Regions from separate parts of the Homo sapiens genome. Here region 1 is linked to region 2. The links are chromatin contacts, found by Hi-C or POLR2A ChIA-PET in ENCODE. All regions are on one chromosome and are shown on one strand. Each heading gives the region's core, a stretch centred on a gene start or an enhancer-like site at or near the end of the contact. The rest is flanking DNA. Distances are from core to core; before and after follow the strand shown. Region 1 holds the start of LINC02473 (long intergenic non-protein coding RNA 2473). Region 2 has its middle 65 kb from the start of SOD3.

Region 1 (3,331 bases), core at 202-2,701, 71 kb after region 2:
GCCTCCACTCAGAGTAAGGAGTGCAAACTCCTTTTCCAGGCTTTACCCATCTTCGTAAGGCCACCTGTCTCAGTGTCTGTGGCGTGTGAACCAGAGCAACTCCATCTTGAATAGGAGCTGGGTAAAATGAGGCTAAGGCCTACTGGGCTGCATTCCCAGATGGTTAAGGGATTCTAAGTTACGGGATGAGACAGGAGATACAAGACACAGGTCATAAAGACCTTGGTAATAAAACAAGTTGCAGTAAGAAACCACTGAAAACCCATCAAAACCAAGATGGTCATGAGAGTGACCGCTGGTCATCCTCACTACTACACTTCCACCAGCGCCATGACAGTTTATGGATGCCATGGCAATGTCAGGAACTTACCCTATATAGTCTAGAAAGGGGAGGCATGAATAATCCACTCATTGTTTAGCATATGATGGAAAAATAACCATAAAAATAGACAACCAGCAGCCCTCTGGGTGTTCTGTCTATAAAGCAGCCATTATTTTATTCCTTTATTTTCTTAATAAACTTGCTTTCACTTTTTTGTATGGCTCACCCTGAATTCTTTCTTGCACAAGATCCAAGAACCCTCTTTTAGGGTCTGGATCGGAACCCCTTTCCTGTAACAATGGCGTTGCCATAAACCAAAGGAGCATTTTTCGGCTGTAGCCTGAGTGATTTGACTGTTTCCGGAGGCAAATATTTGAAAATGAAACAGCAAACCAGTGCCTAGGGTTAGGGGAGAGTCAGTGCATTCTAATTATTAGGTCACCCTTCATTTCTCTTTTCTGTCTTCATTGGAAAAAGAAGGCCAGGTGCAGTGGCTCACGCCTATAATCCTACCACTTTGGGAGACCAAGGTCGGAAGATCACTTGAGCCCAGGAATTTGAAACCAACCTGGGCAGTACAGTGAGACCTTGTTTTACTTAAAAGAGAGAGAGAAAGAGAAAGGAAAAAGGAGTTTTTTTAGTGCCCTGCATATTCTGGAAGTCTCCATGGAGGCTCTTTTCTCCCTTGCTCCTTGTCTCTTAAAGGTTACTGTAGATGCTAGAGCCTGTTTTGTCCTTCTGAATCTCTATTTAGAAAACTTTTCCTTCTCATTTCTTGTAAAGGATCGTGTCAGGGACCCACCATGTGGAAAATCTTTGGAAGATCAATGAGTTCCCAGTCCACAAAGCTCCAAATGTGTGCTATTGTATCAGCTATCTATTGCCATAGCTGAGGCTGTATAACAAACAAGACCTCATAAGCAGTATACTTATTGCTCATGCATCTGGTGGTGGTCAGCTTGCAAATTCTGCTGGTTTCACTCACATATCTGAAGGTCATCCAGTTGTCAGAAGATCTAGGCTGGTCCTGGCTAGTCAACTGGAGAGACTGGGGCGCTGCTCTGGGTACTGTCTTCCAGCAGGCTCTCCCAGGCATGTTTTCACAGCAATGGTGGAGGCTCAGGAGTGCAAGCAGACACGTAGTGCTTTTTTCCAAGCTTACACTTGCATTATGTCTGCTAAAATCCCATTTGTCAAAGAAAGTCACATGGCTTGGCAGAGTCAGAGTTGGGAGTGTACTGCAAAGTTACTTCAGTAAAGGGCATGGATATGGGGAGGAGAGAAAAACTAGAGCCATGAATGCAATCCATCTACCACATCTTTCACATGCAACAGTGTAACTTTACACTTGTAGTTAAGCTGATCCAAGCAATATCTTTGCATACAGCAAACAGCTACCCTTCTCTGCTCCCAGAAAGACAACAGCTGCAGAAAGTCAAGAGCAAACAAAGGCATCTGAGAGGAGGGAGAGCAACAGTATTTACTGACAATGCTCTATTCATAATCCACATTTAATTCAAACTCAAAAGGATGCATTTACAATCTGCCAGGTTTTAACAGCCCCACCCTTTAAGTGGCATCTATGCAGCAGTAGAAATAGTAAGCTTTCTGCCTCCTTCAAAAGCAAGGGCCTGAGCTCACAAGGTAAACAAAGGGTAATGAAACAGCAAATGGCAGAGTGTCAAGTTGTTGGAAGGTGTCTAGCGGAATGCCATGGGGACACGGTTTCATTCTGGTCTCATTTAACATCCTCATTAATGATCTGGAAGAGGGAGTAAACAGCACCTTAATTATAATCACAAGTGATGCTAAATTAGGATTTCTTGCCTGCATCAAAAGAAGGGACTCTGAAAGGACCAAGTGGGAGATGGAATTCCAGCTTAAGAAAGGGAACTAGCACCAAGGAAAAACTATCACAGCATGGCTGGGCGCAGGAGCTCACACCTGTAATCCCAGCACTTTGGGAGGCCAAAGCAGGTGGATCAATTGAGGTCAGGAGTTTGAGACCAGCCTGGCCAACACAGTGAAAACCTGTCTCTACCAAAAAATACAAAAATTAGCTGGACATAGTGGCGCATGCCTGCAGTCCCAGCTACTTGGGAGGTTGAGGTGGGAGGATCACTTTAGCCTGGGAGGTGGAGATTGCAGTGAACCGAGATTGTGTGCCACTGCACTCCAGCCTGGGCGACAGAATGAGACCCTGAAAAAAAATAAAGAGAGAGAGAGAAAGAAAGAAGGAAAGAAAGAAAGAAAGAAAAAAGGAAAGAAAGAAAGGAAGGAAGGAAGGAAAAAAGAAAGAAAGAAAGAGAAAGAAAGAAAGAAAGAAAGAAAGAAAGAAAGAAAGAAAGAGAAAGAAAGAAAGAAAGAAAAAGAGAAAAAGAAAAAGGGAGACAGAAAGAGAAAAATATCACAGCACATGCAGCAAAGGAAAAAGTCACTTGTAAGCAATGAGGCCAAAGGGCAAGGAAGCTGCCTGAAATTCTTTCTGGGAAAACCCAGGGTATTTGCAAATAAACCTTTTGGTTTCAACCTTGTTTTCCCTTGGAAAAACCTTGTTTTTAAGGGAAAAGTTTACAGCAAGCAGGTGGTATCAAGAAGTTACAGGTAGACATTCAGCCGGCTGTTCGGGGTGACGAACTTTCCATTCCAGAACCATAGCCCAATTTGTCTGTAACTTTGCAGAAAAGGCCCGGGCACTGGTGAACGCTGCTGTGACTTATGCAAAGCCTGGATTGGCCACATTTTGGTACTACGCCAAGGTTGAGCTGGTTCCTCCCACCCCTGTTGAGATTCCCTAGAGCTAGTCAGAGCCTGAAAACAATAGTCAATAGTGCTCAGACTGGTAGCTTCAAACAGCTCACAGTTAAGGAAGCTGTGCTGAATGGTTTCGTGGTCGCTGAGGTGTGGATGTGGTTTTGTGTTTAGCCAAGTGAGGCGTGAATGGTTATAATGTTTAAAGACCAATCTTTTTTTTTTTTTTTTTTTTTTGACGGAGTCACTCTGTTGCCC
Region 2 (3,081 bases), core at 261-2,760:
TTCAGGAAGAGGGGAAAATGTGAGCGAGAAGAACATAGAATAAGTAACAAGAAATATTTGTATGGAGATAATGATGAGAAACAAGCCTTCATGAGAAATTATTCCAGAATCAGAAGCTGCAGTTCCCACCCTGGCTCTGCCAGGAGCTTGATGTGTGGACTCTAGTTCAGGGCATTGCCTGGGGGCCCAAGTTCTGAACTACCTTAAGCTCTGGATGTGGGACACTGCTGTGCACACTATATTAAGAGATGCAGAAATATATTTTAGGTAGATTAAAAACATACAAAAACAATTTCAGAATTATTTTGCTGTCTGCTGCCACCATTGCTTTTTTCATTTAGAGAAGGCATGTTCCTGATATAACCCTAGATTGAGGCATCCATAGACAGGTGCATTATTTCACTCCTGGTTCCACCACTTATCATCTATGTCAGAGGTCAGCAAACATTTTCTGTAAAGAGTCAGATAGGAAATACGTTAAGTTTTGCAAGCCTATGCTTCTCAACTCTGCCTTTGCAGTGCAAAGGTGGCCACAGACAATGCAGAACTGAATGGACATGGTTGTGTTTCAATAAAACTTTATTTACACAAACAGACAGTGGGTCGGATTTGGTCCACTGGCCATAGTATGCAAACCCCTGATCTCTATGATCTCCAGCATCTCAAACCTTATCTGAAAAATAAAATGGGATATGATATCTGCCTCTGCAGAAGATAAAGAAATGTTATATGAAATTATTTTGAAAACTAGAATGAACTAAAGCACTAGCAAAGTATACATTATTAGTAATAGCAGTAATGTTACTATGCTATAGTTAGTCTCATTAATAAATCACATTTGTTAAGTACCCACTATATACTAGCTGCATTGTATTGATGATATTACTCAATCTTCACAAAGATCTTGCAAAAGAAAATGGTTACAAACATACAGATGAGGAAACTGAGGCTCAGAGGCTGTGACTCAAGGGTTACATAGGAAGTCAGAGGTAGGACTGAATTCTAATAACAGTTCCTGGATCCAAAATAGTGACCTCAAAAAAAATATATAATGTGTTAAGGATGTAAATAACAGATATATATAGATGAGTACATGGCTGCCAACAGATGGGCCGCTGTTGCATTTAGTCAGTGGGATAAGATCAGGTAACTTTCTTGTTGCTATCAAGTGACAGACACCCCATGCTTGCCATGGTATTTGGGTGCTGGACACTCTTCCCTGGTGGAAAAAGGCCTTTCCTGGCAGGGTCCCAGATTGAAATCCTAAACGAAGCAAGCTACCCGTGATGGGCTGTGTCAGTGTTGGAGGGCTGGCCATCTCTGCAAGGGATTGTCTGAGTCACAAGGCAGCCCTCCAGAACTTTCTGGGCCTGCCCAAAGCCAGGCCTGCCTCGGCCCCACAGGGAGGCGTGAGCAGCCGGCGCCACTTGAACGCCGAGTCTCCTGCTTCGAGGAGGCCAGATTTAGCAATCTGTCACACACAGCCCGCCTCATTGTGGCACTGGGCTCCAAGAGGCTGGCAGCGCGGGCAAGCAGAAAAGCATCTGTCGGCATGCCACACAGACAGGGATTAGAGAGGATGGGGGAGGATAATTATGGCATTTGCTTTCCTGTAAAGTGTATGTCAGGAGGAAAGGATTAAGCTAATTGAAGAAATCTCCAGCACTTACGTCAAAGGTGGTTGAAAAGCGATTGCTTTATCTTGCATCTCACCTGCTTCTGAGAGCCTGGCTCAAGGAGGCCTACCCACATCTCCACTTTGTCCCCAGCAACTCTTTGCAGAAATAGTTTGAGTTGGCGTTAGCCATTCTGCAAAGGAGAGAGGAGCTAAAAATAAGAGCATGTGAAGGATGCTCCCCACCTTTTTTTTTTTTAATTTCCAAAGCTCACACCAAGTTTCTCAGAGAAAGATGGAAAGCTGATTTTCCTGAGGTTTACATATTTGTGTACGTGTGACAGGTGAAATAAATGGCACCTGTATTGCACGTACTACACGGGGACAGGTGGCAGCCGCCCTCAAACTCTATCTCTTTTTCATCTCTCTGGAACATTAGCTTATGCTCCTGAGGGCCAGGCTGCATGCAAAGAGAAAGCTCGGGCTTCAGGATCATTTATCATCACTCTCCCCCGTGCAAAACCCAAACATCTCCAAACCCAAAACCAACGGAAAAAGGCAGGAATAGTCTTTTGTCTTCTGTCATCCAGATGGAACTTGGTTTTTGAGTTCCAGGTGACAGGTATTGGAGTTGCTGTGGTAATGAATTTGGAAAGGAAGTAAATAGATTTCCTCTTTCTTTTAATTCCAAATATTATACTACATTTACACAAATATGACTTGCCCAGTGGACTATCGTTTTTCAAAGAATAAGATACCACATCTGGAAAACATAGTTGGCTGCCTAATTTTTGCCATAATGCATCTTTAGACTGCTTAGAAAACGGATTGCCAGAGAAATCTTAGAAATATTTGTTCTAGTGATTAGGACCAGAAAGCTGGCTCCATTCTCTGTCGCTTTCTAGCTCTCTGACTTTGGGTGAGTTATTTCAACTCACTTTGATTTCTTCATTTGTGATAGCTCAAGAAAAGCATCTGGCATATAGTAGGGACTAAAAAATGGGCACCGTCATTGTCATTATCATCATCTTATTCATCTACCAGAAAGGCATAAGGTATTATATTAGTCAGAGGTCTCCAGAGAAACCGAACAAATAGAGTGTGTGCATATATCCTATTATACACGATAGAGATACAGACTTAAACATAGAAAGAGATTTATTTTTAAGGAATTGGCTCACACGATTATGAGGGCTGGCAAGTCTGAGATATGTAAGGCTGGCCAGCAGGCTGGAAATTCTGCCAGGAATTGATGTTGCAGTCTTCAGTGCAAAGGCAGTGTGGAGGCAGAATTCCTTCTTCTTTGGAGGATCTCAGTCTTTTTTCTTAAGGCCTTCAACTGATTGGATGAGGCCCACCCCCGCTATGAAGCATCATCTGCTTTACTCAGAGTCTACTGATTTAAATGTTAATCACAGCTAAAAAAAAATATCTTCCCAGCCACATCTAGACTGGTGTTTGATGAA

The links. A loop is a pair of places that touch in the nucleus more often than their neighbours do. ChIA-PET counts read pairs that join two places held with the same protein, here RNA polymerase II (POLR2A).
Region 1: a loop to region 2 is called in a map of GM12878, with 3 times the contacts of the local background. The contact joins the promoter of LINC02473 here to the enhancer-like site in region 2. A Hi-C loop is called at or near these places in 2 of 168 maps with a recorded cell type or tissue (GM12878 and IMR-90) and 1 of 37 single-sample maps with no recorded cell type. POLR2A ChIA-PET finds 5 or more read pairs at or near these places in 2 of 52 experiments (MCF 10A and Panc1).

Annotation. Positions count from the first base shown.
Region 1 is chr4:24,658,020-24,661,350 of GRCh38, reverse strand. It overlaps LINC02473 (long intergenic non-protein coding RNA 2473), which reads right to left and starts at 1,451. Exons shown (of 2, transcript NR_183976.1): 1 at 1,308-1,451. It also overlaps the pseudogene ATP5MGP3. RefSeq lists an enhancer at 2,796-3,331.
Region 2 is chr4:24,729,125-24,732,205 of GRCh38, reverse strand. No RefSeq gene overlaps it. Among named protein-coding and RNA genes, the nearest start is that of SOD3, 65 kb to the left of the region's middle. RefSeq lists an enhancer at 1,409-1,909. Within about 2 kb of position 1,510, at least 5 of the 41 ENCODE cell types and tissues checked have a DNase peak (open chromatin) inside an H3K27ac peak, as active enhancers do.